Linked DNA regions of Homo sapiens: region 1 is linked to region 2. Evidence: chromatin contacts called from ENCODE Hi-C or POLR2A ChIA-PET data. All regions are on one chromosome and are shown on one strand. The core of a region is the stretch at or near the end of the contact, and the rest is flanking DNA. Distances in the headings are between cores, read along the strand shown.

Evidence for each region. Hi-C counts contacts between places; a loop is a spot of excess contacts on that map. ChIA-PET counts read pairs that join two places held with the same protein, here RNA polymerase II (POLR2A). Pooled maps may share reads with other maps.
Region 1: a loop to region 2 is called in a pooled map, with 2.3 times the contacts of the local background. The contact joins the promoter of RPL7A here to the enhancer-like site in region 2. A Hi-C loop is called at or near these places in 2 of 168 maps with a recorded cell type or tissue (esophagus muscularis mucosa and naive thymus-derived CD4-positive, alpha-beta T cell), 3 of 37 single-sample maps with no recorded cell type and 9 of 50 pooled maps. POLR2A ChIA-PET finds 5 or more read pairs at or near these places in 5 of 52 experiments (A549, H1, HEK293T and 2 more).

What each region holds. Positions count from the first base shown.
Region 1 is chr9:133,343,960-133,349,519 of GRCh38, reverse strand. It overlaps RPL7A (ribosomal protein L7a), which reads right to left and starts at 1,302. Exons shown (of 8, transcript NM_000972.3): 1 at 1,274-1,302; 2 at 478-598. The coding sequence starts at 1,276. MED22 (mediator complex subunit 22) reads left to right here and starts at 1,389. Exons shown (of 5, transcript NM_133640.5): 1 at 1,389-1,598; 2 at 2,820-2,980; 3 at 4,268-4,348; 4 at 5,187-5,395. The coding sequence starts at 2,858. It overlaps SNORD24 (small nucleolar RNA, C/D box 24), which reads right to left and starts at 124; the gene lies at 50-124. RefSeq lists enhancers at 881-1,350, 1,212-1,506, 2,811-3,312, 3,313-3,816.
Region 2 is chr9:133,101,950-133,107,452 of GRCh38, reverse strand. It overlaps RALGDS (ral guanine nucleotide dissociation stimulator), which reads left to right. Exons shown (of 18, transcript NM_006266.4): 7 at 153-368; 8 at 705-808; 9 at 1,437-1,521; 10 at 3,122-3,190; 11 at 3,620-3,706; 12 at 4,191-4,223; 13 at 4,553-4,674; 14 at 4,882-4,977; 15 at 5,314-5,503. Among named protein-coding and RNA genes, the nearest start is that of RALGDS, 17 kb to the left of the region's middle. RefSeq lists an enhancer at 5,052-5,503. Within about 2 kb of position 4,077, at least 8 of the 41 ENCODE cell types and tissues checked have a DNase peak (open chromatin) inside an H3K27ac peak, as active enhancers do.

The DNA.
Region 1 (5,560 bases), core at 53-2,552, 240 kb before region 2:
TCAAATTCCATGTCAAGTTCATGTCTGGGGCCACTAGGAAGGGTGTTGGTGCATCAGCGATCTTGGTGGTTTAAAATGTCATCACCATCTCTCAGATAGCAAATATTCTTTTACATCATCTGCACACAAACACCTGAGAACAAAGAGCACGATGCTTTTCCTCATCTAACAAGAAGCCAAGGTGCCACGAAGTACAGCAGAATTGCAGTCCTAGTACCTCGCTGCGACACTGCTACTGTACTTGTTTCCAGATGGCTAAGCTGAATTCAAGGCCACTACCATATTGAGCTGAATGCTCGCTCAGCAACTCCCAATGAAAGCAAGAAGCATGTATCATTGCCCCCGTCTCTAAGAGACACAAATTAAGGACTGCGACCACTTTACACCCACTAAAACCTACAAGATACAACACAACCCAATTACCACCTTCCCTTGAGAAAAACATAGACCGTTTTCATTCTGCCGTTTGTTACTTACCAATGCCAAAATTCTTAGGCCTTTTCTCAAACAGGGGATTCACCACTTTCTTAGCCTCCTGCTTCTTCACGACAGCTGGGGCCGGAGCCACCTTCTTTCCCTTGGCCTTCTTTCCTTTCGGCTGGGCAGAAAGAAAACGTCAGTTAAACCGCCGCCTCCACTCGCTTCGTCGGGGGTAGGGCTCAGGCTGGCTCCTCCAAAACAAGGGACGCTGACAGCACCTGCCTGAACTAAGCTGGCGAGCAGCTTTCTGCAACCCCCCAGCACCACCCCTCGACAGGAGCATCTCACATTCAGCCGCACAAGCATGCAGCCCCGGGAACCCCGAGTGGCCAGAGCAAGGCTAAGCCCGAGACCACGCTCTCTTCGCGTCGCCCACCCAGGAGACACCCCGGACTCATGACTCCTCTGAGTCGCGGCCCCACAGGCTCTAGAAGCAACAGGGGCGGGCTCAGAACTCGTCGCTCACAAGGCCTCTGGAGCGGCCCCCAGCAAGCCCGAGAGACGCTAGGGCTCCGAGCCCCGCACTGCGGTGCTCCAGGCCTGCGACACCCAGCCCTGCGACACCGGGAACAACGCATTCCGCTCTCGGCCGCCCGGGGCTCTAGTCCATCTCAATGTCTCCGTGCCACACCAAGTGGGGCTCTAATCCACCTCGGTGTCTCCGTGCCACACCGAGTGGGGCTCTCCTAGCGCCAGGAGGAGCAGGAGGCCCTCCGAGGCCGCGCCTGGAGGAGGATGGCAGCGGATACAGCCGGAACCTGGCTATAGTGCCACGGAACTACAGCTCACTCACCATCTTGGGCGGCGGGAGGAGAGAGAAAGGAAAGGGAATTGTGGGTAATATGTATGCGGCCTCGGAGATCGCGAGAGTTGATACCGGCACGGGATTTCGGATTTAAAGCAACAGCATTCCTATAAAGCTAAAAATCGAGGCGGGGCCGAGAGGCTGCGGCGGCTGACTAGGTTTTCGGACCGCGGCGCGGCGGGGAAGAGAGACTGCGGCGGGAGGGCCAGGCCGTGGGAGAGACGCGGGAAAGTGCGGGTCGCAGAGGCACTTGACCACCCCGCCCTAGGCCGACCCGGCGGACGCGGCGTCTGGTGTGCGGGCGCTGGGGCGGGTATGAGGGTGTGGTGGGGGGTGGGGATGGAGGGGGGGTGGGTGTGTGGGCGGGAGTGGGGGTGGGTGGGTGCGTAGGCGCTGGGGTCGGAGATCCCCTTTCCTGCGTGTGACTTATTTCCCACACCCCGCCAAAAATGGGCACAAACAATGCGAGTGCGTCCAGGAGTCCGCTCGGTCGTGCGCCAGACTCCGAACCTAGGGGGCCCCGGGCCCTCCCTGAGCACCGCGCGCAAAGGCCCGGCCCCAGGGCCAGGCAACTCCAGCGCCGAGGCCGTCCAGTGCGGCTGGAGGGCAGAGGCCGAGAGGCGCGGCGCGGAACTTGAGCCCCTTGTCCCGGCGCACCGGGGAACCATGAGGGATGTTAAGCGAGGGAGTGGAATTACCCCCCTTTTTTTTTTCTTTTGGAGACGTAGTCTCCCCCTGTCGCCCAGGCTGGAGTGCAGTGGCGCGATCTCGGCTCACTGCGACCTGTGCTTCCCGGGTTCAAGCGATTCTCCTGCCTCAGCCTCCCGAGTAGCTGGGATTACAGGCGCCTGCCATCACGCCCGGCTAATTTTTGTATTTTTAGTAGAGTTGGGGTTTCACCATGTTGGTCAGGCTAGTCTCAAACTCCTGACCTCAGGTGATCCCTGCCTCGGCCTCCCAAAGTGCTGGGATTACAGGCGTGAGCCACCGCGCCCGGTTGGAATGACCACTTTTTAGGACCTCTTCCCTGCCGCGCAGAGACTGGAGGGAGCGGGGCCCGCAGTGCAGGGATGAGGTCTGGAGCGGGGCAGCCTGAGTGGGAGTGGAAGGAAAGCGTGGATGTAGGCGGTGCAGAGGGGTCGAATTGGAAGGACTCTTCGGATGGGAGGGCGTGGCGAAGGTGGCGGCGGGCTAAGAAGTTAAGCCAAGGGCTGGGGACGGGGAGCTGGTGTTGAGTTTGCAGGGCTCCCTGGGACACGCTGTGGGCCTGGACGTGAAGTCTGGACTGGAGCCCTGGACAGGGCTTGGAGGGCTGGCCAGGAGTTCCAGGATGAGCTTGCTCTGGCAAAGGCGGGGCCAGTCCTGGCACCCCCTGCGGTGTCTGCTGATGGAATGAGTTCATCTGTGTTTCAGTGATTGACTTTATTTGGCAGAAAGGGAATCCCCAGAAATCTGCGTGTTCTGCTAAGGTTGGGGCATAGAGGGTGGCTGGGGTAGACTCTGCCTGCACTCAGAGGTCTGTGCTGCACTCTAGGTCCCAGGTCTCCCCGCTGCGCTGCTTGAGGCTCGGCCATGGCCCAGCAGAGAGCCCTGCCCCAGAGCAAGGAGACGCTGCTGCAGTCCTACAACAAGCGGCTGAAGGACGACATTAAGTCCATCATGGACAACTTCACCGAGATCATCAAGACCGCCAAGGTGGGGGTGGGGTGGCCCACCAAGGGGAGCAGAGTCTGAGAAGGGGTGGAGACAGGAGAGGCCAGGGGCTGAGCAGCGCGAGTGAATAGTGTTCTAGGCAGGAAGCACCCAGTGCACAGGGAGCTGGTCAGTAGATAAGCAAACCAAATAATGGCACGTCCAGCCCTTACTAACAGTATGGATTTGGATGGAGATTTCACTTTTTAGTGCCTCAGTTTCTCCTGCATGGTGGGGTCCTTGTGATGACTGGTGAGTTTATCTGTGTAAAACAGTTACCTCGGGGCCTGGCACACAGCCAATGAGCAGGAGAAAAGCAGACTGAGGGGAGAAGTGGGGGGGGGCCTCCAGGCAGGTGGAGCGGTCAGCACTGGGGCCTGCAAGCCTGCTGACCACTGCAGCTACAGCTGCATCAGATTGGGCTGGATCCCTCCTGGCTGCTGCAGACCTGGCAGGCTCCATAAGCGATGATGATGAGGATGGAAGCTAGCATGTACTTAGTGCTTGCCATGTATCAAGCCACGTTGTGAGGTTATCTGTGCCTGTTCTGCTGAATCTTCATGAGGACTCTGTGAGGTGGGCACTGTTGTCCTCTTCATTTCAGGAGGAAACCCAGGCCCAGGAGACTTAGTGACTTGCCCAAGGTCACTCAGCTCACAACTGGCTGAGCCAGGATTTGAACCCACGAAGTCTGGGTCTTAACCACTGAGGGTACCTGACACCCACCCCGAACTGAGCCTTTGCAAGGCCTGCCGGGAAGCCCCATCCAGCCTCGCTTGGCCACCTATACACCAGGGGTGGCAGGCCAGGCTTCTGTGAAACTGGCATGGGTTAATGGTGGTCAAGTGCATGACACAGCCTGGCACCTGGGAAGTGATCAGGAAATGGTCGCGAAAAAAAACTTAAATCATCCCTTCACTCATCCAACAGTTTACCAAATGCCAAGCAAGTGACAACGGTTCCTACCAAACAGGGCTCCCACAGCCCAAAAAGACCGGGCCAAGATAAGCCCCCATCCCTGCACCTAGTACAGCAAGCAGCGTGGGTTGCCTCTATTTGTCTTGAGCAAAGGTGCATGTTGTCTCCCATGGCCAGAACAAGAGAGGGTGGAATTGAACCTTGTCAGAGGTCTGGCTGACAGCGCTTAGGTCTGTAGATGGCACCACAGACAGGTTGTGGCCAGTGTGGACATCCTGGGTAGATGACAGTTACCGTAAGCTGGGCTGGGCCGGGCCAGGGGTGGGGATGCCTTGGCTGGGTTGATTTCTAGGTTTTCTTGTTTTCCCCCAGATTGAGGACGAGACGCAGGTGTCACGGGCCACTCAGGGTGAACAGGACAATTACGAGATGCATGTGCGAGCCGCCAACATCGTGAGTGGCCAGGGTGGAGGGCACGGCCTGGGCTCCAAGAGCATCAGTCCCCTCAGGTTTCCTGGGTGGAGTGGAGGGGGCTCTGGGGCTGGTCTGGTCTTCTTCCCCCGAGAAGGAGCAGAAGGAGGCAAATGTAGAGATGCTTTGGTTTCACCACTCGGCAGCTTTAAAGAATGAGGTGGGGGCAAATCATTTCTCAGGAGACTGTCCTCACGTGGGGCACTTGGAGGAGGGCTGGGCAGAGAGCCACCCATGCCCGTCCTGTAGCCGTGCAGTGGCCAGAAAGAGGGTAGCCCTTCCTGCTAACTCAGGAGTTCCTAAGGTCAGTTGTGAGTGAAAAGACAAACAGCCGAATGGAACTGTAGGCGCCATTGGATTCCTTCGGATCACAGGAGAAACACAGCAAGCAGATAATTCCGCAGGTGCACGTCCAGGGCTCAAAATGCATGGAAAAAGGTCCCACAGGAGCTCTGCCCAGCTGGCAGCCATGTTAATCCTACCCCGGGGCAGGAGGCAAAATGGGATCGCAGTTTTATCTGTGGGGTTTGAGTTTTTCATGAGCAGAATGTACACCTGCATAATTGGACTGGAGGCCAGTCCTGCAGGAGTGGAAGCCAGAGGCTGACGAGAGGGGAGGGCCTGCCCTGCAGAACTGACATCCCAGTTTTCTCACTTAATTCTCACACATGAACCTGTGGAGGTCAGGGGTAGAGTCCCACTTTGCAGATGAGGAAGCTGAGGCTCCTAGAGAGGCCATCCCTTGCCCAGCATCAGCTACTTGTAGGCAAGGCCGCTGTCCCCCCTCACCCTGTGCCCGCCCTGGTTCTGATGGCCACAGGTCCGAGCCGGCGAGTCCCTGATGAAGCTGGTGTCCGACCTCAAGCAGTTCCTGATCCTCAATGACTTCCCCTCCGTGAACGAGGCCATTGACCAGCGCAACCAGCAGCTGCGCACACTGCAGGAGGAGTGCGACCGGAAGCTCATCACGCTGCGAGACGAGATCTCCATTGACCTCTACGAGCTGGAGGAGGAGTATTACTCGTCCAGGTATAAATAGCGCTGGACTCCCCATGCAGAGCGGGAGCCTGCCTACCTGGGCCTGGCCAGCAGGCAGGGCTGCCTTCTGCTTTTTCAAATTCTTGCTGGTCTTAGCAGTGGAGCCATGCCTGGGTTTCAGAGCAGAGCTCCTGGCCAGAGCGTTTGACCGACAGA
Region 2 (5,503 bases), core at 2,828-5,327:
TTCTGTCCCGGGTCACTTGTGTGCTGGGCACCCTGCATGGACACGGGATAAAACCCAGAGATCCCCACAAGGCTCAAGCTGCATCCTCAGCTTCCCCAGCACCAGCCCAGACTGCTGGGGCAGGACCAGGTGACATTTAGCCTCCTCCCCAGGAACTGTTCAAGAAGGTGGTGCCCTACCACTGCCTGGGCTCCATCTGGTCCCAGCGGGACAAGAAGGGCAAGGAGCACCTGGCGCCCACCATCCGCGCCACTGTCACCCAGTTCAACAGTGTGGCCAACTGTGTCATCACCACCTGCCTCGGGAACCGAAGCACGAAAGCCCCAGACAGGGCCAGGGTGGTGGAGCACTGGATCGAGGTGGCCAGGGTATGCCAGAGGAGGGGCCTGGGCCCCCACTTTGGCTTCATCTGTTCTCAGGTTGTGGTCTGCAGTCCAAGGCCCTGTACAGGCCCCAGTCTACCCTTCCCAGGGGCATGCTGGCCTTGACTCTCCCAGCCCACTGCCTGGATGCTCACGTCTTCCTTACACTCTTTCCTTGGGTTGAGCTAAAATCCTCCTGTCACCCCCGGGTCGCAGGCGTGCCCTCTGGGGACTCCCTGGGTGTCTGTCTCATTAGGAGGGGAGGCTTGGCCAAGGGGGACTGAGGCCAGGCAAGCTGGGAGCTCCAGCCCCACCTCATGCCTCCTGCTCTTCCCGCCCCAGGAGTGCCGGATCCTCAAGAACTTCTCGTCACTGTATGCCATCCTCTCTGCCCTGCAGAGCAACTCCATCCACCGTCTGAAGAAGACGTGGGAAGACGTTTCCAGGTGGGCATGCCTCTGTAGGAGCTCCTGGTGCACCAGGGACCTCCCACAGGGCTGGCATCACCCCCTTAGTGAGCCCATGGGAGGCCACAAACCCTGAGGGCAGGGACCCTTCACTGACCTGAGTTGGCAGCAGCTCTGCCTCAGAGCTCGGCTTCCTAAGCTGTCAGATGGTGGGTTGAGCCACATCAGAGATTTTCAGGTATTCGTGTTGTAGCCACAGAACCCTCATCCAATTGAAATCAAAACCTTTGTGCCAGGCGCAATGGCTAACGCCTGTAATCCCAGCTACTTGGGAGGCTGAGGCAGGAGAATTTCTTGGACCCAGGAGGTAGAGGTTGCAATGAGTCGACATCTGGCCACTGCACTCCAGCCTGGGTGACTGAAACTGTCTCCAAAAAAAGAAAAAAACCCCTTTGGAAATAGCTGCTCAGTGGAAACGGGAATGGGGTCCTGTTGCACCAACATGAAGGCCCCCTCCCCAGACCTGCAGAGCGTTAGTGCTCTGGGGTACCCTGTGTGCTGCGTTCAGGCAGTCTGGGGTCTTTCAGCTCTAAAATAAAACGGATTTGCACTCACACCCCTCCCTACCATTCCCAGCTTTCTCTTTCCTTCTTTGCCCTTCTGACAGGGACAGTTTCCGGATCTTTCAGAAGCTGTCAGAGATCTTCTCAGATGAGAACAACTACTCATTGAGCCGGGAGCTGCTCATCAAGGTGGAGTGGCGGCAGGCTGGGGCGGGGGCTGGGGCGGGGGCTGGGGCGGGGGCTGGGGCGGGGGCTGGGGCTGGGGCGGGGGCTGGGGCGGGGGCTGGGGCGGGGGCTGGGGCGGCGGGCGGTGGCATTCGCTTCTTGCTGGGAAAGTTCCTTTCCCGTGTGCGTGAAGGGGGAAGAGGGATCTGTTTGGCCCCTGGGTGTTTGAGGGACAGGGCCCCAGTTAATTGGACACAGTAAGGGTAGCAGTGGAGGTTCCAGGAGGAGTAGATGGGCATCAGGACCAGCAGGCCTCTGGCTTCCTCGCCGGTCCCTCCTGCTGGGTGGGAAGGGGATGCGGCTCCTGCCCCCACACCGGCCCAGTCTGTCCCCGGGAGGCCAGGCTCCTGACGCTACCTCTGTCTGCTCTACACACCCAAGGAGAGGGCAGCCTGCCTACCCCAGGGACAGGAGCTGCAGGGGATGCCAGGGGCCAGGTGGCCAGACCTGGGAGGCAGATTTGGAGGCCCCATGTGGCTTCCCTACCCTGCCCCGAGAAGAGACACTGACCAGAGAACCCTGTAGAATTCTTCCCATGGCACCCCATTAGCTGTGGCGGATACCCCAGATGACTGAGGAGAACTTTCAGTGACTAATGGATTCACGAGGCCTCAGAGGGAGTCAAGTGTCACTGCCTGGTGCCCCTGGCATACCCGGTCAGTGAAATGGCATCTAGGGCCCCCCTCCTGCGTGGACACACACAGAGTTCCCTACAGGGGAGCATCGCAGGGGGCTCCTGGGACACCTGTCCCTCTCCCTCCGTGGCACAGCTCCACTGGGGGCCCTGGCATGCACGAGAAGCCCAGAGGACGGTACCCTGATCAGTGACCAAACGGGTAAAGGCAGATGGGGCAGAGCCTCTGGCTAGGACAGAAGAGCCTGTTCTGAGTCCCTGGGGGGCCCAGGGCAAGTCACTGCCCATCTCAGGGCCATAGTTTCCTCATCTAGAAAATGGAGGAATGCCAGCCCTGGGGTGCTGACCTTATGGAAGGTTCAAGGGAGAAAGGAGTGTGCAGCCATAACAGGACTGTAGCGCAGAGTCTCTGAGGCCCTGCGAGGCAGGTGGAGTTTTTTTATTTGTTTAGAGAAGGAGTCTCGCTCTGTCTCCCAGGCTGGAGTGCAATGGCGTGATCTCGGCTCACTGCAATCCCCACCTCCTGGGTTCAAGGGATTCTCCTGCCTCAGCTTCCCAAGTAGCTGGGATTATAGGTGTGCACCACCAACCCAGGTAATTTTTGTATTTTTTAGTAGAGATGGGGTTTCACTGTGTTGGCCAGGCTGGTCTTAAACTCCTGACCTCAAGTGATCCACCTGCCTTGGCCTTCCAAAATGCTGGGATTACAGGCGTGAGCCACCGCACCATGCAGCAGGCGGAGTTCTCATCCGCACTTTCCAGAGGGGGAGGCAGGCTCAGGAAGGCCAGGCCACCGGCCCAGGACCCCACACTAGTGAGTATTGATACAGGGTCAGCCCTGGAACCCGACCACACTGGCAGCACCCCAGGTCAGGGTGCCTGAGGGCTGAGGGGATAGGGCCTTGCTGACCCTGTCCTCTACCCTGGCAGGAGGGCACCTCCAAGTTTGCCACCCTGGAGATGAACCCCAAGAGAGCCCAGAAACGGCCGAAGGAGACGGTGAGAGTGCCCAAGGCCGCGGAGGGGCAGGGGGCTGGCCTGGGGGTAGGGAGGAGGGCCCTTTCCTCTCTAGCCACGGTGCCTATGGGCCCCATTAGAGGTAGCCTCCTCTGGACCCTAGCAGAGCCACACCTGGATCAGCTGGTATCTGGGAAGACCAGCTGCAGCCACGAAAGGACAGGCCTGGCAGAGCCGGCTCAGGCGGGTGTGGGGCTGGGGAGGGCCAGGGGCCACACGACTTGGGAACCTGGCATTTCCCAGATGCCAGCCAGGGAGATGGCTAGAGGGAGTCTGGGGTCCAGGGAGACAGTGGGCCCCAGGAGGCCCCCAGAGGTCCCCCAGCTGTTCCAAGTGAGACCAGTTGGGGCTGGGGGCTGAGAAAGCCTTCAGGGGAGGGGCCTTGCTCATCCTCCTACCCCAATGTCACAGGGCATCATCCAGGGCACCGTTCCCTACCTGGGCACGTTCCTCACCGACCTGGTGATGCTGGACACTGCCATGAAGGACTATCTGTATGTGAGTGTGCCGGGCGGGGCTGGAGTAGGGCCCGGGAGGAGAGACCTTCCCTGAGCCCTGGGGGCTGGGCTGCCACACCTGTCCCAGCAATGAGTAAACAGCTCAGTGCCCTGCTGGTGACACCCCAGGGCTGCCCAAACACAGAGCTGCAGCAGGGTTTGGCTGAGTGGGACACAGCCCATCCCTCAGGCAGTGACCCTGAGCACAGAGGGAAGCCAGGCCCTCAGCGGTCAGGCGGCACGTGGTGGCTGAGCAGGGCCTTCTCACCCAAGGCCTCAGTCCATTGTCCTCCGAGAGTGCTGGACAAGAAGTCCCCAAGCCTCTGCCCGCATGTCCCCTTGCCCTGGTGCCCAGCACCGGCTTCAATCCAGGGGTGTGCGTGCCCTGCCCCCTGGTGGGCACTCTTGATAGTGCAGCATGAGGTGGGGAGACTGTAATGGTCAAGGGGTCACTTTCTGACGGCCATTGGGTGTCCACCTTCCAGGGCAGACTCATCAACTTTGAGAAGAGGAGGAAGGTAAGCAGCTGCAGGCAGCCCTGACTTGGGGAGGGGTGGAAAACAGACCCACCAGGGTAGGACATTTCAACTCCTACCCTCTCCTTAGATTCATGGGACATGGGACATTTGGACACAGAGAGAAGGGGGTCCCCTCCCACTGGAGGGTGAGGGTAGGAGGTTATAATCCAGGACCACCTCCTGGGGAGTGGCTGAGCCCAACTTTGAGAACAGGAAGGCCTGGATGGGAGTAGAGGGGAGGAAGGGACCCCAAGAACAAAGACCCAGAGACTGGCCCCTGTGCTGCCCGGGGGGCCTTGTCACCGCCCTGTGCTTCCCTCTGGCCCCAGGAGTTCGAGGTGATCGCCCAGATCAAGCTGCTGCAGTCGGCCTGCAACAACTACAGCATCGCGCCAGATGAGCAATTTGGGGCCTGGTTCCGGGCCGTGGAGCGGCTCAGCGAGACTGAGAGGTGAGGCCGGGGCAGCAAATGGGGACAGTGGGGGCAGGCTGTCCTAGGGGGCCAGCTCCAGAGGGCCAGCAGCTATGACCCATGGTCAGCCTCAGCCCCTGTTGCCTGAGGATGGCCGGGGCACCCCGACTCCAGCTTCTGGGCAGGTGCTGGGGGAAGGCCGGAGCATGGCCCCTGGTTGTCACACCACTGCCCCTCTGCTCATAGCTACAACCTGTCGTGCGAGCTGGAGCCCCCATCCGAGTCAGCCAGCAACACCCTCAGGACCAAGAAGAACACAGCCATTGTCAAGCGCTGGAGCGAGTAAGGGCCTGGCCAAGGGTGGTAGGGGCAGCTGCCTTGGGGCTCAGAAGCTTCAGGGCTGAGCCTGGGCTCAGGGAGTCAGGGAGGCTGGCCCTGGAATCCTACCCTGCTGCTGACTGGCCCTGAGACTGGGATGAGTCCCCTCACCTTTTTGGGCCTCAGTTTCCTCCTCTGTGAAATGGGGTGATACTAAATGCTCTCCCAGATGGCTGTGGTGAATGGAGTACTGGCAACTGTCCCAGCACTTTGCACAGTCCTTGGGCGCAGGGTGCAGGGGCTGTGGGGTTGGGATGTGTCCTTGGGGAGCCCCCTTAACTAAGCCAACTCTTCACCCAGCCGCCAGGCCCCCAGCACTGAGCTCAGTACCAGTGGCAGCTCCCACTCCAAGTCCTGTGACCAGCTCAGGTGTGGCCCCTACCTCAGCAGCGGGGACATCGCTGACGCGCTCAGCGTGCACTCGGCCGGCTCCTCTAGCTCCGACGTGGAGGAGATCAACATCAGCTTCGTCCCGGAGTCTCCTGATGGC